Regions from separate parts of the Mus musculus genome. Here regions 1, 2, 3 and 5 are each linked to region 4. Evidence: chromatin loops called from intact Hi-C (ENCODE). Cell type or tissue: left cerebral cortex. All regions are shown on one strand.

What was found. A loop is a pair of places that touch in the nucleus more often than their neighbours do. Peaks named below come from ENCODE experiments on the same cell type or tissue, not always from the same donor. Only the 100,000 strongest peaks of a DNase experiment are listed, where the experiment ranks them.
Region 1: it touches region 4 in a loop (2.2-fold over the local background); 4 of 42 quality-filtered maps call a loop at or near these places.
Region 2: a loop joins it to region 4, with 2.4 times the contacts of the local background. A loop is called at or near these places in 4 of 42 quality-filtered maps.
Region 3: a loop joins it to region 4, with 2.4 times the contacts of the local background. A loop is called at or near these places in 2 of 42 quality-filtered maps.
Region 5: a loop joins it to region 4, with 3 times the contacts of the local background. A loop is called at or near these places in 4 of 42 quality-filtered maps.

Annotation. Positions count from the first base shown.
Region 1 is chr16:6,354,900-6,359,899 of GRCm38, forward strand. It overlaps a transcript of Rbfox1 not described here. Among named protein-coding and RNA genes, the nearest start is that of Gm36824, 250 kb to the left of the region's middle. In left cerebral cortex, a CTCF peak has its summit at 2,226; no DNase peak of the experiment used is centred here.
Region 2 is chr16:6,345,644-6,350,643 of GRCm38, forward strand. It overlaps a transcript of Rbfox1 not described here. Among named protein-coding and RNA genes, the nearest start is that of Gm36824, 240 kb to the left of the region's middle. In left cerebral cortex, a CTCF peak has its summit at 3,001; DNase peaks (open chromatin) are centred at 3,163, 3,381, 3,966 and 4,601; H3K4me3 peaks cover 2,314 bases; H3K27ac peaks cover 2,275 bases.
Region 3 is chr16:6,308,943-6,313,942 of GRCm38, forward strand. It overlaps a transcript of Rbfox1 not described here. Among named protein-coding and RNA genes, the nearest start is that of Gm36824, 200 kb to the left of the region's middle. In left cerebral cortex, no CTCF peak of the experiment used is centred here; DNase peaks (open chromatin) are centred at 2,902, 3,664 and 4,921; H3K27ac peaks cover 918 bases.
Region 4 is chr16:6,028,674-6,033,673 of GRCm38, forward strand. It overlaps a transcript of Rbfox1 not described here. Among named protein-coding and RNA genes, the nearest start is that of Gm52235, 49 kb to the right of the region's middle. In left cerebral cortex, a CTCF peak has its summit at 2,801 (motif pointing right); a DNase peak (open chromatin) is centred at 2,492; H3K27ac peaks cover 924 bases.
Region 5 is chr16:6,428,432-6,433,431 of GRCm38, forward strand. It overlaps a transcript of Rbfox1 not described here. Among named protein-coding and RNA genes, the nearest start is that of Gm36824, 320 kb to the left of the region's middle. In left cerebral cortex, a CTCF peak has its summit at 2,759; DNase peaks (open chromatin) are centred at 1,910 and 2,811; H3K27ac peaks cover 795 bases.

The sequences.
Region 1 (5,000 bases), 330 kb after region 4:
TGGCTTGAGCATATTTGACAGAGCATGCATCCTGCTATCTACATCTTTATTTTTCAGTTAAGCACTCACAGCTGGTGTGATGGTGCATACTAGTAATCCCAGCACCCGAGGGGTAGAAGGCAGAAAGATCAGGAGTTCAAGGTCATTCTTTACTAGTAGCTGGTGTGGGCTGCATGAACTACATCACAAACAAAAACCGAAGAAAACAAAACAAAATTCAGGTAGGAGAGGTGGCTTAACAGTTAAAAGTACACACTGCTCTTGCAGAGGACACAATTCCCAGCACCTACATAGAGTATCTTACCTGTAATTCCAGCTCCAAATGATCTGATGCCCTCTTCTGGCCCCCATAGGAACCCCCCACCCTTTCTCTCTCTAACACACAAATTAAAAATAAAACAAATCTTTAAAACAAAGAAGATTTAAATACATACAAGAGTTAATGAATAATCATAGGCTCGGGTTGGGAGGGTTTAAGGTCCTCTGCTACTCAATTACATCACCAGTAGCCGCGTCCTAAGGCGTTGAGAGTCACTGGGTAAAAATTACCATAGCAGGCTAATGATTCAATGGGTGGGGTGCTTGCTGTGAAGGTGTGAATACCTGAGGTCTAACCTCCCAAAACTAGAGGTGGTAATGCATGTTGGTAATCTACCATCCTAAGACAAGATGTGGAGAGAAGAGAGTGCTGGGAAGATATTCAGCCAGCCTGACTCACAAAACAGAGAAGAAGAGAAGTTGTCTCAGGGTAGCAGGCAAGGACCGAATTCAAGGTTGTCACCTGACCGCTAAGGGCACACTGTGACACATATGTGCCAGCACCCGTATGCACAATCATGTACACAACATAAGATATTACATTAGAAGCAATATGTTACGTTATTAACTGGGATTGGGATAGCAGGAATTATTCACCTGGACCCAGCTCTCCATAGTCCATAAAGAAACCTGTCTCACTGGTGTCTTGGTGGGCCTAGGTGGTCCAAGGTTGGGTGGCTGTGGAGCTGCTGATTCCTGGCTCGTTTTCGCTCATACCAGTTTGTTTATCTTCTTTCCTTCAAGCCATTTGAGGGACCATGCCTATCTTTTTCCTCTGTTGAATTTTTAGCATGTAGAAAAATGCTATGAAAAGAAAAACAATTTGAGTTGATTTTTAAATAGAAGTGCCAATTTGACACATTTTATTCTGCTTTAGAAGAAAAATGAAGAAGAGATATCTTATGAGGTTGCAATTAAACACAGATACTCAAAGTGTGCAGAAAACGAGAGTGGTGCCTCAGTGGACCTCACCTGATGAATGAAAATGACTCTTCAATGCATGGAAGACACATTTTCCATAATGTCTTCCCAAGGGCATGTGTGAGGCTATACATTCAATACCTTGCATATTAAATACACTCTCATAATGCGAACCATAGATCTGAGAAATCCCAGTTCCAGGCCAGGCATCCCCCTAGCCTTCACACCCAGACTCCTCCATTGCTCAGGCCTTTGTCCATAAATATAATTGCTCCGTCCACTGATGTGAAAAAGGCTTTGAAGTATTTAATCACAACTTACAGTCATGAATTCTACTTTTTAAACAGGGGGGAAATCACAGATTTTTAAAAACATAGGTAAAGAGAAAGGGCCATGCCTGCCCAGCTCGAATCTGCCCAGGCTAAGGCCGGTGACATGGACCATTGAGTCTGCTCCCACCCAGCTCCTGAGGCAGCGTAGGAACTGGGCTGCAAGTGGAAACCATTATTGTTTTGTGAGTTTCAGGCCCAGTGAACTCACAATTGAACAAAGAAAGCAAAGAGCAAATCCTATTTTGGAGCTGTCAAAAGGCTCATGTTGGATCCATTATCGTCAAATGTCCTTTTCTAATACAGTTCATTGAATGGCTTTTGTGGGATACCTATTCTGTGTGTTGGTTCAGGAAATGGTTTAAAATGGGGCCAGGATGGGTTGCTCAAAGGCAAAGTAAATGAAATTAAATACACAGCAGGACTATCCAGTTATATTCTGTAGCTGTTATAGGTGTGTAGTGCTACAATGAAAATTATATACAAATATGTGTATATATATACACATATATATATATATATATCTCAGATATAAAAAATATATAACACGTGTGCATGTGCATAGATAAAGAAAGCTGGAGTGTCATTTAAAGATATTCTCACTTGTATATGCAAGTATGTGTGACTGGATGGATGGATTCCTTGTGCATACGTTGCCCCTAGAGGCCAGAAGACAGCATCAATCTACCTTTCTAGAACTGGAGCTGCAAGTGGCTGTGAATCTCCCAATGTGGGTGCTGGGAGCCTAATTCAGTCTACTGGAGGGACAACTAGTGCCCCTTCACTACTGAGCTGTCTCTAGTCCCAGAAATTGAACTTTCAAAAGCGCCATTTTAATTGTGTTCAGTGACATAGATTTCTAATACATTTCCCTACCTTAATATAAGCCTGCTGTCAGAAATAATGATGGTGCCTCCACTTTTCTGTTACTGCAATAAAATACTCCCACAAAAGCAACTTGAATGAGAGAGAGTTTAATTTAGCTCACAGTTTATAGGGATACCATCCATCGTGGACATGAAGATAGGGCAGCTGGATCGAGAAGGTTGGTCAGTCATTTTGTATCTGCAGTCAGGTAGCAGAGAGTGAACTGGAAAGTGAGACCAGGGTATAAAGACGCAAGGCCCTGCGACCGTGAACTTCTCTCATCAATGAATCTCTGCTTCCTAAAGGTTCCACAATGGCACATATGGGTCCTAGGAGGTGGTACTGACACACGAGCTGGTGTGAGGTATGTCCTATTCAAATTACAACAGATGGATGTCAACCAATATGCTGTCTGTGGTAATGATAGTGGCCTACACAAGGAAAAGGATTTCTCTGGAATTACTGGAGAACTTCTCCAAGAAGCTATCAGTTATCAGAGTCAAGCTTCAGATTCTTCTGCTGACTAAAGAGCAAAGCGGGCTTTGTTGTAACTCATTCACTACTTGCTCAGTAGACAGACTCCAAAGTTGTCACCCTTGTAACTGACATGGTTGGCTGATTTTCATTGAGCACCATGGTACTACCTCCAAGTTCACCCTGGTGGAGTTGAATCCTCTAGAGGCTCTTCGAAGCAAGTGTCCTTGGAACACCCATTTTTCATAAGGGAAGACTGAGTTTTGAGGGGAGATTTCCAGGTTACCGACAGCTAGTGCTTGGGAAGGGTTGGTGATCAGATTTGAAGCTTGACTTCAAAGTCCAGTTCTTTTTATGATCAGGTAATTTGTTTGACTCTTGTGCCAGGACTAACTACCATATAATTTTGGCACAAGATGCTGAGTAATGGATATATGAGTGAGTATAGAGATGAACAGAGAATGGGATGAGTGGATGAGAATGGTGTGTAGAATAATGAAAGGGCAAGTGGATGGGTGTGCAAATAGAGGATGTATGGATGATGGACAGATAGAGGGAGGAAAGGATGGAATGTTCCATATGTAAATTTATTAATGACTCAGGAGAAAATTTGATAAGAAATAGAAATATAGCTTCAAGAGACATATATTAACAGAAATAAATTGCAATCTTTATATTTATGCACATATGTATATGCAGATATAAACATACATATGTAGATTTAGTCTATATATATCAAAATTCCTATAGCATATTAGAAAACAGCATACTTTAAAAGCATTGCATATATTTTGAAATATGGACTGAAAACATCTTTTGTAGAGAAAAGTGTTAATTTTTATCATTGTTTTGTATGTGTGGAATATGTACAAATGCTTGTGTATGTATCTGTGTCTGTCTGTCTGTCTGTCTGTGTGTGTGTGTGTGTGTGTGTGTGTGTGTGTGTGTGCCTATGTGTGTGAATGCACACATCCATATGTCAGGTTCCCAGGCCTATCACCCTTAGCCTTATTCTCTTGAAATAAGATCTCTCAAAAACCTGGAGCTAGGATGGTCACTAGAGATCCCTAGCAGTCCTCCTGTGTCCCCTCTCCAATGCTCTGGTGACAGGCATGTGTCACCTGGCTTCTCACGTGGTGCTTGGAATTCAAACTCAGGCCCCTGACATTATTCAGCATTCTTGCCCATGGAATCATCTCCCCAAGCAAAGTGGAAATTTCTCTGTAATTTTTATACATCCATGAATATTCTCGGAGCATGTAATGGTGTGCGGTCACATCTATGTGAACATGTTTATATGTATGGGGGGTATGTTTGTCAGAGGTCATAGATGTCAGAGGTCAATCTTAGATGCTGTTCCTTAGGAGCCATTTTCCATGGTGGTGGTTTTGTAAAAAATTTTAAATTTTATCAATTTTAAAACATTTGTATGTCACCTGTGCATGCTTGTGTAATGCCATGGTGCACATGCATGGGTCAAAGGACAACAGAGGGAACTGGTTCTCTTCTTTCATCTTGATGGACTCAGCTTATCAGACTTGATGGCAAGTCCCTTTGCTTGTAAATAATCTCACCAACCCCTGCCATGTTTTGGAGATGAGTAACTCATTGGGAATAGGCCTCTCCAACTAGGCCTGCCAGTGAAGTCCAGGGATAAACTCATCTCTAGCCCCACAGTGTAGGGGTTAAAAGCACACACTAATAGTGCTTGGGTTTTTCTGTGGGTTCTGCCGATCAGACATGGGTCTCCATACTAGTGCAGCAGGTGCTTTCCAGGCAGAGCTGTGCCTTCATGGTGGACATGAACAACTTCCATATTGAACGTCCCTTGGAAGATGCAAACTCCTTTTATTTGGAAATGACTTCTAATCACCTCTTTACCCCAGAGCTGATGGAGATCAGCATAGATGCCACTCTAGATTTCCATGCTACCCCTTGCCCTGAAATCATACAGGAGGATTAAGGAAAAAAATGAAAGAAAAAGAAAAACAAAAACAATTCCTAAATAAATAAAGACTTGATTTGAAATGATAATTCCGTTCAGGTGTGGGGTTGGCATGCTCTCCAGCAGGAAGGAGTTGAGCTTTTTGC
Region 2 (5,000 bases), 320 kb after region 4:
ACAGGACCACCAGCCCAGGGATGGCGTCACCCACGGTGGGCTATGCTCTCCCCTAGCAATCATTAATTAAGAACATTTCCTACATTATGGGGGCACTGTTTTTTACCTGGAGTTCCTTCCTTTCAGATAACTCTAACTTGTGTCAAGTTAACTTAAAACAAGGCAGGGCAGCATTCTTCAGTCCTTTTAGTCCTCTACATAGCAACGTATGAAGAAATGATGTATTTGTGCAGTGTTTTTATTGCTGTATAGTATTCCAGGTTAGGATATGCTAATTTTTTTTAAAAAAATTCAATGGGTATCTACGAGGAGTGTTATGAACGTTAGAAAATTACACTGAAGAATATGCCTTTTGGGTATGTTTTTAGGACACATGTTAAGAGTGATTCTGTTTGCTGCTTGCTGGGTGTGCATGCTTTCCCAATGGTGATCCTGTGCCTGTGGGTGCATTGGGGTGGCTCTTCTCTCATTCTTGCAGGGAGACATGTTCCCTTGCAGGCCAGGAGGGAAAAACCAGCCCGGTCCCGGCATCATCTTGTCCTGTAGCTCCAGATGCTTGAGGAGACCCTATTTCCCTGTGGATGAATTCGGACAGAGTTTTAACTCTTAGCTGTACCATATCCACATGAGTATAGCAATTTATATCAATAACCAGGTCTGGCAACATCTGCCAAGGTTGTCACACGCAGTGATTAAATGGCCATATGTGCCCGAGAACACAGGGACAATGAGGCTGTAATTAGGACTCACTGTCTCCCCACCGGCCACCCGTTCCACGTTTCACTTCGAATAACCTTGCTTTTGTGAACTGATTTGTGAACCAAATGATCCCAAGGAGAATGAAGTTTGTGCTGTGATGATAATGCTTTATAGCCATGGATCTCAGTAATTGCACAGGGCACCAGCAAGCTGCAGTCTAAACACCTCTCCTTCCCCCCCCTAATTCTGTTGAGACAGGCATCCAGGGTCTGATACAGGTTAGGAAGTTAACTTTGGGTCTGCAGATGGGCCACAGTTAGGTGGTAAGGTGCTTGCCTAGTGTATGAAGCAGATTTGGAGTCTCAGAACCACACAGGCCTAGCATGCTCATAATCCTAGCAATGATTAGCTGTGGGCTTAAGGACCACAAATTCAGTGTCATCCTCAGCCATAGCACGAGTTCCAGGCCAGCCTAGGAAACAGAAAAGCATGTGAAAGGAACTGGGGAGTGGAATCCACTGTGTCCCAGGTTATCCTTGGGTATCCATTTTCACTCGATTTCTTCTTTTTTCCCCCCTCCTTTAAATGTCACTGTTCCCAGGAAAGACATATTAAACTAAGATTAACATGATTAACTCCACAAACGAACTGAAAGCATTATCTTAAAGCGGTATCAAAACACACTTCAAATGGAAGGAGAAAATCATTGACTTCCTGAGGTGAGAGAGACGGGTGATGGTTATGTAAGACCTTGGCACATTCTGGAAAAACCCTCGAAAATGGCCTTGGTGCGGAGCTGCAATAAATGTGAAAATAAATACTAGAGAGATTTATCAAGTTTTAAATTTGCTTACCAGTATAGAAAACTGCCATTTTCTGTGTGTTGGGTCTTCCAGTTTTAAATAAGATAGTATGGCAAGGCAGTAAAAACTTTACTCTTCACCAAAGGTAGGACAGAATATATATGTGTACACACACACACACACACTCACTCACTCATTTTTACAGGTAAATTGTATGCGTAGAATGATTACATCCAACTCATATACACTTGAAAAAGCAAGGGCATTCTCATGAATGTATACTGCAGTTCCCACTATTAGAAAGAGAGAAAATAAGAACATTAATTGCTTTACATTCAAAAGCCCTGCTTCCATGAATGAAGGTTTAGACCCTACACAGGATCTTTGTTTGGTTGTGGCAGTTAGACCATGTGCCATTAACACGTAACTGATACCTGATTCTCTCTCTCTCTCTCTCTCTCTCTCTCTCACACACACACACACACACACACACACACACACACACACGAGAGAGAGAGAGAGAGAGAGAGAGAGAGAGAGAGAAAGAGAGAGAGAGAGAGAGAGGGAGGGAGGGAGGGAGAGAGAGAGAGAGAGAGAGAGAGAGAGAGAGAGAGAGAGAGAGAAAGAGAAAGAGAGAGAGACACACAGAGACAGAGACAGAGATAGACAGTGACAGAGATGGAGACACAGACACGGAGACAGGGGTAGGGATCTGTGAGGGCTTTGGGGAAGGGAAAAGGACATTTGCTTGGATGCTAATCCATTTCAAAGCCAATCTTTGAACTTCCACCAAAAGTATCTAGCCCTTCAAAGCAAGAGCAAAGTTCAGCGCTTTCTCATTTAGCACAAGAGCTGGGAGATTTGAGATGCCAAGGAGTCAACCCCCTAAATGGAGTACAGCTACCTCGTGGGGGATATGAAGAGGTAGGGAGGGGGGTCTCCCAGCCTCCCGGAATTCCTCCATGAAGTCGCAGATTGGAAATCATAAATACTGGCTATGGACATTTTGAATAATGCAGGGAGTAGCGTAAGTAATTGCCAGCGCTGATATCCTGCCTTGGACATCTCATTGCTCCTGAGTTAAAATTGGTTGTCAAGTGAGGACTCTGGGGACTGTGCAAGGTGCCCTATTCTGTCATGTGGTACATATTTAATGCTTGAAAGAACAAGGGAAGAGACACGTGCTGGGGGGGGGGTGGTGGTGAGATTATGCCATCAGTTTGCTCACTTTCCAAGTGCTTGGCAAAGGGGGTGGCTTGCAGTTCTTCCCTCAGTTGCTAGACTTGGTAAAAATTAAAATAAAAACCAGGCGTCCAGTTCATCTGTCCGTCATGTCGCTGTCAGCGCCGCATGGCAGTAGGCTTGTCTTTGTGTGTTCCTGGAGCTTTGATTACCTCCCTGCACCGCGCGCTCGCTCTTGTGCCTGCTGGATCTCTGGCCCTCTCGCTTGTTCAAGGCCTTGAACACCTGCTGGTGGCTGGAGCAAAACAGCCCAGGCAGGCGAAGGCGCGGCCAGCCCAGCAGAGAGAGCTAGAATCATTGGCATTGCTAGCACGTGGGTACCATTCTCTGCTGCTGCTGCTGCCCCGGCACTTCTCCCGCCTTGCGTTTCTCCCAATGCGATGTAGCAAGAGAGGGAGCAGGAGGCGCTTTTGCAGCGGGCGATGAAATCCTGGCAGCTAATTGCAGTCGTGGGAGATGCCCTTCAGGTAAGGCGAGCGAGGGAGGCACGGAGACACTGTGGGAGGGGGAGCAAGAGACTGGATGGGAGGGAGGGGAGGCAACTCTGGCACCAGCATCCGAGCATCCCGAAGCCCGCTGGACGGATGCTTGGGAGGAGGGCGCGCAGGGACGGGGGCGGGCGGCAGGGGGAGGAGTGTGCGAATTGACATTCGGGGCTGCCTGTGGCAGGCGAGCCGCCGCCAGCCGCTGTCCAACGTTAGCTCAGAGAAGGTGGCGGGCGGGCGTGTGCACCTCTGGGGCCGCGGATCAGAATCCGGACCTGGCGGTGGATGGAGCTCAGGGAGTCTTGAGAGGCAATGGCAGGACGCAAATGTGTTTGCAGCGAGTGAATTACACAGGGTAGGTAAGTTCAGCTCCGGAGTCCTGTGGGATACAATCTGGGATTCGCCCTGGGCTCCCCGAGGGTCCCCGAGGGTCCCTCAATACCCAGGGAGCTTAGACGGGCTGGGGGACCAGAGGGTGGATGGATTCACTTTTACCAAGTGGAAGTTCGCGGGGAACTTCCCTGGAAATAGCCATTGGCTCTGTTGAACTTTATTCCCAGAGATGAATAAGCGTTTATTAAGGACTGGTGTTACAAGACCCGCAGGCTAGGGCTGGATTTTGCAAAGAAGATGGGGCGGGGGTTGTGAATGGGCAGATGGGCCGCGCGTTTGGAAAGTTGGCACGCGCCTGTGCGTGCATGTGCAGAAGCATTGCATGTCGCCAGAGACAGGTCGACCCTGCCCATCATGCTGGCATCCTGCTCTTAGACCATTCCCGATTTCTAGATGCCAGTGAAAGAGGCATTCCACGAACAATATTGAACGCATGCTTTCTATTGAAAAAAGGAAAAATAAGCCCAGAGCTGTGCTATCTCACGGAAGAGCAGTCTTTCCTGGGAGAGCCAATGAGGGAACATGTACACACAGTGTTGTACACGTCGCTTCTTAGAACAGAAACAGTACCTGTGAAGAGTCTATCTAGCCCATCCCTCCAGCCATTACTTCCAGATGATAGGCGAAACTGAGGGTTCTGAATATTTCTTTTGACAAGAGAGCTGTGTTTTCCTGTCTTCCACTTTCGGGGGATTTGATAGGGATTCTGAACCCAAAGTTTTGTGGCAGCACCCCATTAGTAAAATGATTATATCATCAGAAGAGGTTGACTTCCGGCATCAGGCGATAGCTCAGAATTTACTCAGGGTTTACATTTTAGCCTTTCAGGTATGAGTGTAGTGTGTTTTGAGGAAGTAAGACAAATTATTGTGTGGTTATCCTATATAGCTACATAGCAAATGGTCTGCCTCATAGGCTTCCAAGCCTTTCTGAAATTCCCATAGTTTTAACCCACACAGGCTCCAAGGGTGAGAGTATCCGTGGAGGGTAGTGAGTTATGTTGGGGATAGGCAGTGTTTAAGTTTGTAGAGGGTTGTGTTCAGGTCGGTCATCTATATCGGCCACAGCTGCTCACCACCGAGCGGGCGGTGGAGAGATCCCAGCGCTTGCAAGTTCCTGTAAGAAGCCGATTCTGCTGTTCTCCTTCACTCACTCCATCCCTGTGACCTCACCTGGAATAAGCCAAAGATTTGGAAGAAGAAATTGCTCCAGTCCAGGCCTGGAAGACAGGAGGGACTCCCCCTCCTCGGCTTCCTTTCTCTCTGCCCTCACTTGTGCATCCATTTCGTTCTTTGCATTTCTCTGCCCTTATTTACTTCCTTTCTCTGAGCAGCCTTTCAGGTTGCTTCTGCTATACGTCGCCTAACAAATGTTTAGC
Region 3 (5,000 bases), 280 kb after region 4:
TAAAAGGCTAACCATGTTCCCACAGATGCTCTGATATCCTGTGTGCCTGCAGGGAGCACTAAGTGAAACAAGCAGGTTTAGCAACAAGGGACAAAAGAGAGATTATGAAGCTGAGTGGAGAAATGATGTGTGAGACAAGGGGACTATTAGAGGAGCTGGGAATGATGGGATTGAAGCACATTACATGCACCTAGCAAAGGATGCTCAGTAAGAGTAAGTAAAACCAGGTTCATGTTCCTTGCCTAGGTCAACTCCCTTCAGTGAGTGGTCAACGCCCTAACAGCAGCTGTCTTTTTTCCACCTGCTCTCTCTATACCCCTCCCACCCAGCGCCTGGCCCATTGCAGTCATGGGACAGGGGTGGCAGAGAGGGGCTCTCACAATCACTGTTCCAGGCAGAAGCAACAACAATAAAGAACAATGAGGTAGACTCTGCAATGTACAGACTGGAAGAAAGGTGGTTAGTGCAAGTAGGATGTTAAAAGTTAAGAGCCATGCTTGTGCCTCAGCACAACAGCCTCACTTCTGCTCTGGCAGGATCCTCTAGGCCACGTGTGAGCTCACTCATGGAGCATAGAGAAGGAAGAGAATGCTCAATGACCTCCTAGGTTGGGGTGACAGAAGCCGGGAGGCACATCTCAAGTATATAAGAATGAGGCCCTGAAAGGCAGGGATAAATGCTTTCTAGATAGGGTTCTCTCTTAGGAATTTGCAGGGTGTCAGAGGAGAAGCTGTCAGCTGAAAACTTCCAATCTGGGGATGCCATACCTGTGTGAAGCTGTGGTTTCTACACCAAGTGTGTGACCGTGGCTTCATCATTATGATGCTCAAAGGACCCTGAAACTGGAGAAGTAAAGAAGCGAGGACTGGGGATGTGGCTCAGTCGTAGTCTCCATCCCCAGCACCAAAACAAACAAATTAAAACAGAGACAACAAAAAAAATTAGCAATGAAATGTAGAGACCAGGGAGGCCTATGGCACTAACAGGACTCCAACATCATTTTGCACTCAGTCAACACAGTGTTTAGTCAGCATCCTTATCAAAGAGAGAATCTTAGACAAGAGTTAGTGTTTCAAAAAATTGTGAGTAGTTTCTACACTGTTTGTCAAGAGTTTAAATATTCCCAATTTGGTGCTGGAGAGATATATCAGATATTAGGAGTGCACAGCACTCTGGCAGCAGGCCAAGTGTGATTTCCAGCACTCACATGGGGCAGCTCAAGATCAGCTCCAGTGTCAGAGGATCCAAGACCTTCTTATAGCCTCTGCTGGCACCCACAGATACATGCTAATAACAGATGCACACACACACACACACACACACACACACACACACACACAGAGAGAGAGAGAGAGAGAGACAGACAGAGACAGAGACAGAGAGACAGAGAGATATTTAAGAATATATTTTTGCAATTTGGCTTCAAACATTGTATCATTTGTTTGAAAAAAGGATACACTACAAATTAAAAAATAATTCTTATACAAGAGATACCTCAAATGATGCTGAGAGGACAAAGTTTTGTGATACTGTTTAAAAGAACTACAAGCCTCTGTCTTCTCTACTCTATACAGAAGGAACAAAGCTGGGTGAGACTGGTGGCTAACTGCTTAAGCTTGTGAGGCCTCAGTTTCCTTGTCTGGAAAGTGGGTGAAAACATCCAATCTTGGCTTACTATTGTGGTCAGTTGTATCTACTAGGGAGTAGAATGGATTTCTGATACCGTCTTTTGTATGGGCATCCAGGTATAGTCTTCACAGGTACCATTCTAAATCATTCTATATTCTCCGATCCTGAAATGCACTCAGGGGCAAAAGTAAACCAAAGAGACAGATGCAGTAGGCTTGCAGTCACAGAACATTCCAGAAAGAAGCGTAATTGTATTTCCCCAACCATGGCCAAGCAGGAGGGCCAGAGCTCCTCTAACACGTGGACTCCTCTAAGGAAGGTATTTTTCTCTCAGATGGGCCACCGCCCAGTCTTGTGTGATCCCCCACCCCTAACAACATATCTCTGCGCCTTGTCATTTTAATTAAATCAAGTCCAGGAAAACAGAAAACGCAAGCCACACTCTTTTCTCCAAGAGGAAAACTTTGAAAACCGCCTGGTGTACCAGATTGCAGACTGTTAAAACCCATTCATTAAAAGTTCATGGTCGGTTGGACTCCCTTTCCTTCAAGCATCATGCTACGTTACGTTTCTCCGTCTATGTTTATGTGACAGATTGTCTAACAGATTTCTAGTACAGTATGGTTGCATGGTCTGCCAGGAAGGCCTCGTTTGGAGCCCATGGCCGTGAGGGAAGTGGATTTAGAAATGTCAGTTTGCTATCTCCTGGATAATTTAGTAATAATGGCCTAAAAGATCCCTCAAGACAAACAATTAGATACCTGTTTCAAGTTAATTGGACTGTGTAGAAATGGGAGCTCTATGGACGATATGTCATGAAGATTTGGTGGGCGTTGAACGGACTGACAGAACATTCTGAAAGCTAGCAATGACGTTCAATCATTTTAACGGGTTAGCTCTTGCTGCCAGGGTGGTTGGCCATGCTTGTTTCTTAGTGCCCAAGTGCTCATTTTAGACCCTGTGCTAATTCTGTATACAGCTATACGAATAGGCATGCATATTGTATATCTCTGTGTGCATGAAGAAGTCACATATTTATTTATACTAAGTTTGCTGATAATGAGTGTTTAAAAAAAGAGAGAATTCATAATCCAGATTTTGAAATCAGCCTCTCTGCTCCCCTCAATGCCGCTGAAGAGTTATGGGAAGGCTTTTATTTTTAGCACTCAGTAAATTAAACCTTGTATTCATCATGCCGAAAGACGACGGTAAAGGAGGAACATCCATTCTTTTTCATTTAAGGCAGGGGAAAGGCAGCCATCCCGTCAGCATCAACCTGGGTGTGGAGACTTGCTTAGGCGGGTGCAGCACAGGGCTGCTACCGGTCATGGGCTGACTGCTTGTCAGTGTCAAAAATAACAGGAAAGTTCTCAGAAGAACTGACATTCCCCTTGTCTTCCTCTGCCCCCTCCTGACCCCTTCTTCATTACTGATAACTTTTAACAGTAGTTTTAACATTATGTTGTTCTGGAACTCTCTCTGTCTGTCCCTCTCTGTTTCAGCACACACATGCACACACACAAACTTGTCTATGCAAAAGGGATTGCCCATGTGGGCCTCTGGAGGCCAGTTTTTGACATTAAGTAACTTTCTTAATTGTTTCCAACCTGTAGATGCCAGAGAGGCCAGAAGTTAACCTCAGGTATCCATCCCCAGATGGCCGCCTGTCTTTTTCAAATTGTTTATTTAGATTTCATTTTTTTTTTCGAGGCAGGGTTTCTCTGTATATCCCTGGCTGTCCTGGAACTCACTCTGTAGATTTTATTTTATTTTATTTTATTTTATTTTATGAGATAGGGTTTCTCTTTGGCCTGGAGCTTCCCAGGAAGTCTAGGCTGGTTGTTCAATGAGCCCAAGGCATCTGCTTGTCTCCACACTGCAGAACTAAAATTACAAGTCTCTATCACAACAACTAGCTTTTGTATGTGGATTCTGGGTATCAGACTCAGGAACTCAGGTCTTATAAGGCAAGCACTCTACTTACTGAACTGGCTCCCCATCTCCACCCTCCAACACGCAAAACCACATGCAGGTTTGTTGCTGATGTTCTTCAAACCTAACTTGGACTCCAGCATCTATAGTGGCAGAGAGGGGGTGGCACGGACTCAGAGCTGTCTTGCAGGCCGTCACTATACAACGAAAGACATGCAGAACACATGCTTATCTTGTGTAAATTCTGAAGATTCTTTCTGCTCTCCACCATTACACCCTATTAAGTGTTTCCCAAATGAGAAACACATTTGTAGTCTCTATTTCCAACCTCATTCTATAGAACGTATTTCATTTTTGAGTTGAGAGAAAAAGCAGCCATTTGTAGGCATTTTAAATTTGATCACGATTTAATGAGAAAAAGGAGGGAAAATACATTTTCATAACCTAATTTCAGCAGATATGTAGATGATTTTATATGAAGCTACATTGACAAAGAAAATAGGGAGCGTGGTTGGGGCACAGAGAGACAGTCTTGCCTTTTCTAAACTGTTGCTGTTTATAGATTACATGGGTTTGAATCGGGAAGGTGGAGAGCCTTTGGAACTCTTTACAAACAATGCAGAAGGAAAGGGAACAGTCGGTGCAAGGAGAGATCAAATACTGCTTCTGAAAAAAAAACTGTTGGGGACTGAGTTGGTGGCTATGCTGTACAATCATGTAGTCCATAGTTTGAATTCACAGCAGCCTCCCAACTGCCGGGCAGGTGTGGTGGCTCTCCTGTAATCACGGAACACAAGAAGAAAAGATGAGCTCCCCAGAGCAGGTGTTTAGCCAGGCTATCCAATTCTGTGAGCTCTGAGTTCAAGTGAGAGATACAATACCTGCACTAAGAGAGAAAGCAAATGAGAAGGAAGACAATGGCAGCCTGATTCTCTCCAGACACACACTCACAAACACACACACACCTGCACACACATGCCAGCATGTACACCATACAGGTGTGCACACACACACATAAACATACATACTTAATCTTTAAAAGAAAGTCTGATACACTAGATGCTTCCACTGCACGAAAGCTCCAGAATTACATCATCCCACCACATTCCCCTTCGGAGAGAAATTACACCCATTGTCTGAATCTACCCTCCTTGCTTTCTATGGGGTATCTGGCTGCTTTAAAGACAGAAAGCGTGACAAGTGAGTGAGTGGATTCTACGGGAATTGCAGTGGTCTTGTTTTGGAGTAGAACATTCTGGGATGTGGATTTCTCTGGAAGGCAGGCATCTGACAAGGAGTTGCCAAAGATGCTGCAAAAATGTTTGTTTTCTGCTTATAGCAGCTCAGGCCTGGCTGGTTTTATTTTTCTATGAACAGCTGCTTCCTTTCGGTGAGCTGAGTTGGAGGATTTAATTCCCTCTTGTCATGGTGCACAGTGT
Region 4 (5,000 bases):
GGGTAGGAGATGGGTCCTAGTGTTTAGTGGATTTTTTTCTAAAGATTCCCTGGTAAGCCAGATGAAAAGCTGCAGTGGAGAAATAGTAATTTCAAGGTGAAGGGTCAGCTTCTAAATTAAAGTCTGGCTCTGGCTAGCTGTGTGATCACGTATGTGTACCTGAGTGCTCCACACACCCCGAGAGTTGAATGTGGTGGCCCTTGTTTGTAATTCTCTATCTGGCTAGGTAGAGGCAGTAGGATCCCTGGGTAGATAATGTAGCATAGCCTAGTGAGCGCCAAGCAAGAGAAAACCTATTTCAGCAAACAAGCTGATGAATGCAGTCTGAGACTAACCCTGGGTCTCCACATACATGCACATGCTCTCACATATTTCCTTGCACACAAAATCCTGCTCAGATTTCCAGCTGTTCTCCTGTTTGTGAATCCTGCAAGAGTAATCATGGTCTCTAACCTCAGAGAATCTTGTGAGAAATTCAGCAGTGCCGGGTACTTAGAGCAGAAGCCAGCCATCTAGCCATGGCGTATGCACAGCGAGTGTCTGTCAGTCATGGTGACAGTGTCAGCAGCACCAGCAGCATTGTTAATGTTTGCTCGTGACAATTCTTAGATCATTTTTTCTGTTTGCAATTTGTCCTAGATATTACATGGATGATGAGTTGGAACCAGATAAACATGTATTTAATTTTCTTAATGAACAAGGCATAGAGTCCTGTAAGCTGACTCCTGTTCACACCTTGGTAGCCCCTGCTTACGTGTGAAGCTGTTCCCAGCAGCAATCTCACTGGCAGTCACTGGCATGGGAATAAGAAACATGGGCATTTTCTCTGCTGCGGTGTCCCTAGTGATCGGTGCATATGGTTTTATTTGGCTAATGTTGAAGAAATGGTGGTAATTTTCCAGTGTGTGTGGAGGCACCAGCTTCTCTTTGTTCCCACCTGCTTATCTCAGTAGTTGAAAATGATACAATGTCTGGAATGATCTGGACATTTTGGAGAATTCCAGATTATTTAAAGATTTTACCTAGTGCAGATTTTCTTTCTTGATAGAAAAAGTAGATAGAGAAAGTAGATAATGGAATTTCAGCCTTTCTTGTTTTCCTAAGAAATGATTGTATTGTGTCTCCTCTTCCTCATGTTTTTCCTATCCCTCCTCCTCCTGCTCCTCCTCCTCCTTCTCCCTCTCCTCCTTCTCCTCCTCTTCCTCCTCCTTCTTCTCCTCTTCCTTCTCCTCCTTCTCCTCCTCCTTCTCCTCCTCCTCTTCCTCCTCCTCTTCCTCCTCCAGCTCCCTTCCCTCTCGTTCCTTCTCCTGCTCTGCCTCTTCCTCCTGCTCCTCCTCTTGCGCCTCCTCTAGCTCCTCTTCCTCCTTGTCCCTCCTTTTCCTCCTCCTGCTCCTGCTCCTTCTTCTCTTCCTCCTGCCCCTCCTCCTCTTCTTCCTTCTGCTCCTCTTCTTTCTCCTGCTCCTCCTGCTGCATCTTTTTTCTTCTCCTCCTTTTTCTCTTTTTCCTTTCCTTTTCTTATGAGTTAGTGTCTCATACGGTACCGGCTGCACTTGAATTAGATGCGTGGCTAAAGATCTCCTTGAATTTTTGATCCTCCTGCTTCTTCCTTACAAGTGCCCAGTCTACAGGCCTATAATCAGTCTGAGCAAAGCTGGGATGATTCCAGGACTTTTGTGTTTACCAATAAAGCACTCTAGCAGCTCACCTACAGCCCCAGACCCAAGTTGTGTAATTTTTAAAACCAGAATAACGCTTTCTCCCTGTATTTGGTCATCAATCTCATCCAGTTGCTCTCACTCAAATCTACAGCCCTCCTCTGCTCGTTACCTACATCTCAGATTATCTTTTGTTGGTATTTTTCATATCAGTCTGTCTATTAGTTTGTGAATTTGGAATCAAGGGGATGGTTTTTATTTGTGTTCATGTATGTGTCTGTATGTGGGTGCATATGTGTGCCTATGTGTGTGCACATGTGCATGTGTTTATGTGTGTAGTAGACACATGTGCTCTAGTGTGTAGGGAGAGCAGAAGTTAATGTCAAGTGTTGTTCTCAATTACTTTCCATCATATTCTTTTTCGAGACAGGATCTCTCTGTGTACCTGGAGTTTAGCAATTCACCTAGACTGGTTGTTCATGAGCCCTCGGACCTACCTGGCTCTGTTTTTTTAGCATTAGGGTCCCAAGAGCATGTACTTTTACAACTGAGCCATCTCCACAGTCCCCGTGGTTTTCTTTTTATTCTTCTTTAAACACCACCTGAAGAGACATGCATAGTAATTTCCATATCGATTCAAGGACTGTATTACAAAACATAATGGTGGAGAGCCATTGCAGATTTTGTTTCTCTTTCTATACAAAGTAGAAGCTGAGACTCGTGCCTGTGACTGTTACCTCAGTAAAATATAAGGATGCTAGAAGGAGAGGGTGTGATGTGTGTGTGAAGGGAGTGGATAGATGTCTTTGGATAGGAGCTTCCTTTCCATCCTGGGCTGCTGTTGCCTGTCATGAGACTTTGCCTCATGAGGATACCCACCTGAAAGTATCTCCAGAAGCCCAGACTCACCGTTGTGGACACTGTTCACAGGTGTCATCTATTCTTCAAATCTGGTGGCTGGGGCTACGTGGAAATTCATGACCACAGCCACATCTATCTAATTCAGGCAGGACTTGAAATAGATCCTGAATTTAGGTAAGAATCAGAACAAAAATAAAAATAGAAGGAGGAGGAGGAGGAGGAAGAGGAGGAGGAGGAGAAATGTCTTTACAAATAAAAGTCTTTATGCATTTATCCTGAAGATGGAGCCATTTAGCATTTTGGATACTTTGTGATTTTAACATTTTATAACCTTAAATTCACACTGGTATCAAGACATGAAAACAGATCTTAGTTTTTACCCTCTAAAGATGATGATCACCATTTACAAATAGAAAGGAAACTGCCATGATTGTTTGTTGAGGGTCATTAAAGTCTGCAGAGCAGCCTGGCTGTGACCTTGTCTTTAATGACGAAGGTCACTCAGTCTTGTTAGCATCTGCTGCCTGTATCTGGACTCCGCTTTGTTTGCTGTTTTCCAGAGATATTTAGAATTCTCCTCACTGATGGCTTGCTGAAGGAGAGGCCTTTTATTATCAGCAAGGTTAAGGATCTTTCCCTGAGCCAGGCTCATGCTAAGTGGGAGCTGGACCTCTGAGTGATACCTCAGCCTCCCCAACAAGTATTTAACATCAGTATATGACACTTATTTCAACTTCCCTTGTTTGGGGTCCTGTCACCGAATCACTAGGCCAGAGTGATATAAGGTTATCAGATCTTGCTTCTTATGTAGCCCCAACCCTTGCTACACCGGTGCTTTCTTATGTAAGCCCCCAAACTAACCTTAACTGATCTCCTTAGCAGCAGCCGCTCAGTTTTACCTTATGAGAAAAGGAGAAATAGGTACACATCTGCATTCCTGTCCTCAGTAGCCCTCTGTGCATAGAGTTAATGGTCCTCCCATAGAAAGAACAAAACACTAAATGAAGAGTTTCCTAGAGAATGCCTGCACTGAGGAGGATGGAAGCAATATGAGTGTATCGCCCTACAGCTGGCTGGACACCAGCTTGGCAGATGTGTGGATGCTGTTGATGATAGAAGAAGCACATCTTAACGCAGAAGGTGAGAGTCCATAGGAAGTCTAGGAATTTAGGTCTCCCGAGGGACCCTTAGAGCAATTGCCATACAGGGATACAGGAGTTGTATGTTCTATCACCTATTCAAAGCTGATCCTGCTAGTTGTGTACCATGTAAGAATTTTCTTGAAAATAGGTATTTTGGTGGCTTGATTCCCTCCCCTTTCTGAGAGGCTACTGTCTGCAGTTCCCCTTTACATATTTGCTGTGCCCGTGCTTCAGGCTTTTCCTCTGAAGCAGGCTTAGCCCTCTGATGAATGGATATTGGTTATGGACTGTTGGGTGTTGGACCATGGGGAAATAAAGGGGAGTGGGGGGAGAGATGTCCCATGTCCCGACAGAGCTCAGAAAGACTGGACGGGTGGACATGAGAGTCTGCCATGGGACCTGACGGAACTGCCATAGGACAGGCATCAGGCTGTATTAGGCTGCTCGACCCCGCTGGGTGTGTGTGTGTGGGGGGGGGGGTTGTGGAAGGAGCAGTCTTGGCCCTGACTCTAGGGAAGGCTCCAACTCTCCGACTCTCACCACAGACTGCTGGATACTGCAGGAGAGTCGATTCTGGGGTTTCTGGGTCTCAGACATCCCAGACATTGCAGAAGAGCTTAGAACAAAATGGGGGACCCGGGAGCAGCTCAGTCAGCCCAGGAACCTGAAGGGAGAAGAGGCAGGGGGAATGGTGCTGGGTGGTTCCCGCACTGGTGAGAGTCTTTGGTCCAGTCTGGTGGCTGGAAATGCTGGGAGGCCTTCCTGCAGGAGATTAGACTTAGCTCTTTAGGGGAAGGCTCCAGTATGGCGAGTCTAGATGAAATGAAGCAGTCCATGGTTTTAGACCTTTATTGTAAAAAGCAGAGAGAGAGAGAGAGACAGAGAGAGAGAGAGAGAGACAGAGAGAGACAGAGACACAGAGAGACACAGAGAGACAGAGAGAGACAGAGAGAGACAGAGAGACACAGAGAGAGAGACAGAGAGTCAGAAAGAGACAGAGAGACAAAGAGACAGAGGCAGCCCCTTTTATAGTGGGTTGGGCTACCTTGCTGTTGCAGGGTAACTGGAGGGAGGAGCATACCTGGCTATAGCCTACATGACTTATGGTCACAGAATTATGGAGCTGGGTCCTCATGTAAGAAGTCTGGGAGCATGGCCAACAGGCCTTCCGTCCCTTGCAGATTAATCTGCTGGGTCTCCGGGATTTGAACTTAGCTTGACCAGAAAACAGGCTGCCTTTCATGGTCCCACAACAGACTGCATATACATGCTGTGACCTGAACCCAGAATCACTCCTCTCTAGCCTTGGACATGGATCATCTGCAGGGAGCTAATCTCTAGC
Region 5 (5,000 bases), 400 kb after region 4:
GAGAGTGGGGACAACTCTGAGAGCCATGGTTTCCAAGAACCTCAATGAGGTGACCTTGATCTAGCAGGATCAGTACTCACATGGGTTTCTATACTGAGCAATGCTGTAAATGTGTTCCTTCCTTTTATTGAGTCTTTCCCTTCAGATTGTAAGAGAAGGAATGAACAAATTGCTGGAGTGGTTTCTGACTAAGTTTTAATTGTCACACCCCAAAGACACCTGAGAAGGGAGTTTCAGTTGAGGGACTGCCCAAATAAGATTGTCCTGTGAGCATGTCCGGAGGTGCTGTCTTGATTATTAATTGATGTTGGTCTGAGTAGCACCATTCATTTTCTGGTAAGGTAGTCCTGGGATGTATAAGGGATTTAGCTAAGAATAGGCCAGGGTATGAGCCCACAGACTGTTCCTCCATGGTCCCTACCTGGACTTCCCCAGTGTACTGCATCCTGGAAGTGTGAGGCAAGTAGGCCCTTCCATCCCCTACTTGCTTTTGATTGGAGATTGTGTTTCTAGCAATAGAAATCTTACTAGAACACAGGGATTTGGAAAGGGGATATGACAAAGCTTGGGTAGTTATTCTTCTCTGGGAACCCTCATCCTTAACCTACTCAATATGGAGAGTTCCCCTGAGTCTCTTACTGGTAAACTTCCTTATATCAACTGAATAGGGAAAAGTGAATGGTCAGAAAATAGTTGTTACACAAAAAGAAGAGGGCCAGATGGATTGCCAGAGCACTAGAACCACTGAGGGCATACAATTATTCTTCCTGTAATGACTTTATGACAAAAATTGTGTATGGAGCATGGTAGGTGGCCACACTGATGGCAGCTTGTCTCTTCTCACTTCTCACTGTCCACAGTGTTCTATTCATTCTACCACAATCACCATGACCACTCCACATCATTAGGATTTGCATAGATGGGCAGCTCAGTGGCAGCCTTGCATACTGTTTCCAGCAGTCATTCTATGTACAAGAACAAAAAGCTCTATTAAATATGAAGGAAACAACACAGAGTGTGCCCTTCATACTTGGAAAGCTTCCTGGGATACTTGTTAATGTGGGAAGTTCTATCTTATATTTAAATGCCCATTTAATATGTTTATGTGTGTAGATATGTCTGTATGCATGCCTGGGCATATGTGTGTGGTACCCAAACAGGCCAGGCAAGGGCACTGGATCTTCTACAGCTGGAGCTACGAGTAGCTATGCACAAGCTGACACAGGCGCTGAACTCAGGTCCTCAGGTAGAGCTTCAAACATCTTTCACCACTGTCATTGCTTTAGCTCCAAGGTCCATCTGACATCTTAAAATGATGTGGCAGTCACCTTCCACGATGCATTTGTGCTGCCAGTGATAGTGGCCCATGCCTGTGACTGCAGCCCCTTCAGTGTCTGAAGCAGGAGGACAGCAGTTGAAGGCCTAGCCTGAGCTACAGATTAAGTTCAAGGCCAGTCTAGGCAACTCAGTTCTTGCTTAAAAAATAAAAAAAGAGTACAGAAGATATTACTTGTGTGTATGTGTATGTTTGCATGTGTGTATGAGGACTGTATAATTTGCATAGAAATGTACTTTGTATATATGTGGTGTTTAGATTATTTTTGTGTATAAAATGGGTATGTATCATGTATGTGAATACTTGCTTACTTTCATGATGCATTAATTAATCTGCTTCCAGCACTGTAGGAGACACTGAAAAAGCCAGTAGAGCTCTACCAGTCATCCAAGATCTAATTATGAATTTTACACCTCTTCTTTAATGGGTATGTGCTATTTTTAAAATGGCAGTGGTTGGAAGTTTTCTTTTCTTTACTTTGCCTATTTTTCAAAAGTGAGCCTACAAAAAGAAAAGAATGCATTTTGCTGTGGCATCTTCACACACACAAAGTGGCTTTTGGTGTTCCATGAGATCAAACCTGCACACATGACTACAAACTGAAACCTAGCTTCCCTAAGCTTGTCTGTGGTCATTCATGGCATCCCACTTTAGCCTCTGTGGATGTTCATTCAGTCTGATTTATGCCTTTTGTATTCTCTGACCTTCTTCTGCACTGTAAATAATTTCCATGGGTGACCTTGAACTCCAATCTAATGGCAGAATAGGCAAGCCCTATAATCATGCCTGACAGACGGGCAAGCATTTTAGGTGTCTGGTTAAGCCCCTTTGCCCAGAGCTCAGACCTTGAAGATCTCCCTAGCCAATGCTATGCCCATACCCCTTTTGGTCCCTTAGAGAACTTCTACCCATGGTTCCCCCCTCTACCCCAGCAATTCTCCAAACTCTGGAGAGTCCTGCGACCTCAGATGTCTTCCATCACCTATCTGTGCATGGAACTGGGAGAATTTACTCCCTACTTTGGGAGAGTGGGAGCCAGGGAGGGCTCTCTTCTGTATCCAAGCATGTCTTTTTGTCAATTTTGAGGAGTTCCTTTAAGGATATTCTGCTACCCTGGCTTGTCTTCTACTCATTGTGGTCACTGGGAAAAGCATTGGCATTTCTCTCAGTCACCAATAGTCCAGATCCCTGCCATTCCTCTACCTCTGATCCATCTCAGCTTTCTAGAGACACACTGCTGAGGGGGATGTCTGAGAGAACATCTCTGTCATCTGATCTTTGAGACACCAGGATGAGAAGTCTTAGAAAGGGTCACTTGGTGCAGAAGACTTCAGGTTTAGGGCTCTGTGCTGAGCAAGTAGGGTGTCTGAGGCAGCGCAGCCTGCTGCAGGTGCCCTCAGAGCTCTGTGAGGAGGCAGTGACACCCACTGGCATCTCAGAGACACACCAGCAACCATCTTTTCTTCTTGCCTTTTTTTTTTTTTGGCATGGATGTAATGGGTGCATTTGGGGACACTGTAGCATATACTTCCTTCTTCATCTGGCGAATGCACCAGATTGCTCTGCTAGGCTTAGTTCTAAAAGACACCTTCCTTGTCTGTTAACAGCATGATTTTTTTGACTCTGCAACACTTCTCTCCTTGAGAAAATTCTGCTTCTTTGGCAGGTATACTCAAGCTGGTGGACACTTGGGCTATAGCCTAGAATAGATGTGACCTTCTATTTCCCATGGCTTCCTGGTTCATGTTATCTGTAGGATCATAGGCATGTCTCTTATCCAAGCCTCTGTTTCCCCATCTGTGTAGTGCAGCTTCCATTAGTCCTTGCAGAAGGCTGAGACTCCACTTCTCGTGATCATGCCCAGGGCTCATGCCAGCTGTTACCATCGCCCCAGAGCTTGCTCATCTGATGTGCTCTTACACTGCTGTCTTACCTTGAGATTCAGTACTAGAAGTGTGGGTGACGTGAGGTGTTATGCAGGTGTCCATCTGCTGGACAGGATGGGTTGCAGTGGTTGGTTAAAGTGATATTTTTCTGTCAGAATCTTCTTTGAAGAGCTGACACCCAGGAATGCCAGCATATGGACACTTTGATACTTAGAGTGGGAAGGCTGTGTTTCTTCCTAAGGTGATAGGCCAGGTCTCAACATAGTGTTTAAGATCAACTTTTGAGAAAGGCACAGCCTAAGTTTCTGTCTGTGAGTCACTTTCTACATGTCATATCATAGCTTTGATAAACATAATTACAACTGGGTGTCTACAAGCAATTACGTGCTTCATTCATGAAGCATGTGTGTGGTCTTTGGCATGCAGTATTTCTGTTTTCTTTAGATTCAAATGTTCTTTCAGTAGTACATTCCCATAGGGTCTTAGACACTTGAGGGTGTTGGAATGAGGTAGTTCTTGATGCTGTGTTATGGATAATCTAGAATATTATTTTTAATGATATTTATGCATGAACATATGTATGTTTACATGGATACGTGTGTGAACATTTATGTGCCATTAGACGTATGTGGAGGCCAGAGGACAACTTATAGAAGCCAGCTCTTTCCTTCCACCATGTAGTGGGGATTGAAGTCAGCTTACCATGCTTAGAGACCTCTCTGCATTCTATTAGGATGGAACCCAGGAGGAAATAACAACTGGTGGGGGGTTTATTCTACTTTTTGTGGAAAGAGGCAATAGCTGAATTCCACTCATAGAAGAGAGTACTTTATCAGTGCAAAAGAGACAAATTTAAAAAGAACTTTCCAGATGTTGGCGGGAGGCAATATTAAAAAGAATTATCTCACATAAGTTGGGAAGGTTTGTGTGTGTGTGTGTGTGTGTGTGTGTGTGTGTGTGTGTGTGTGTGTGTGTGTGTGTGTGTTTGTGTGTGTGTGTGGGGGTGTGCTTACACCAAGTTTTCTTGGAAAGAACAAAGACACATTACTGTCTCTGCCTTCATATTGTTTTATCCCATGCTCATAAGGCATGGGAAAGAAATTAGGGGACAATGGAACTATGGGTATTTTCTATGACCAGTACTCTGGTTCTATGCAGGATAGGTAAGCCCCAATACCTCCATTGCATTCCTAAAATCATGACCAGTATCCTAGCCTTGGCCAATACTGAGGCAAAATACTTACTCTGTTTTTTCCCCACAAACATATGTACTTATTTTAATTGTGTGTTCATATCTCAGTGCAAACGCATGTATGTGTATGTATGTATATGAGTGTATGCCATAGGTGTGCAGGTACTTTAAGAATCTAGAGAGGGTGTGAATTGTTGGAGCTGAACTTACTAATGGTGTACCCACTCAGTGTGGGTGTTGAAAACCAAATTTCAGTTATTATTATTATTATTATTATTATTATTATTATTATTATTATTCATAGTAGTAGTACTTTTTATTCACAGGATGAATATTAATATTTTGTAATTATCACTGGCCACAGGTGCCTTAAATTATAGTAAGTGAGGTATAGTTGAGGGAGGACCATGATAATATAAAGAAGTGGGGTAGGCCATGGAGATAAGTCATCTGGCCAAGGGGACACAGCAAGGGCAAGGCTGTGTTCCTCAGAAGCATGTGCCCCCAGATGGGATTACTCTGTTCAGAGCTCTCTATTGGAATTCTCCCTATGTAACAAAGCCTGGCACTGTTAGTTATTATCAAA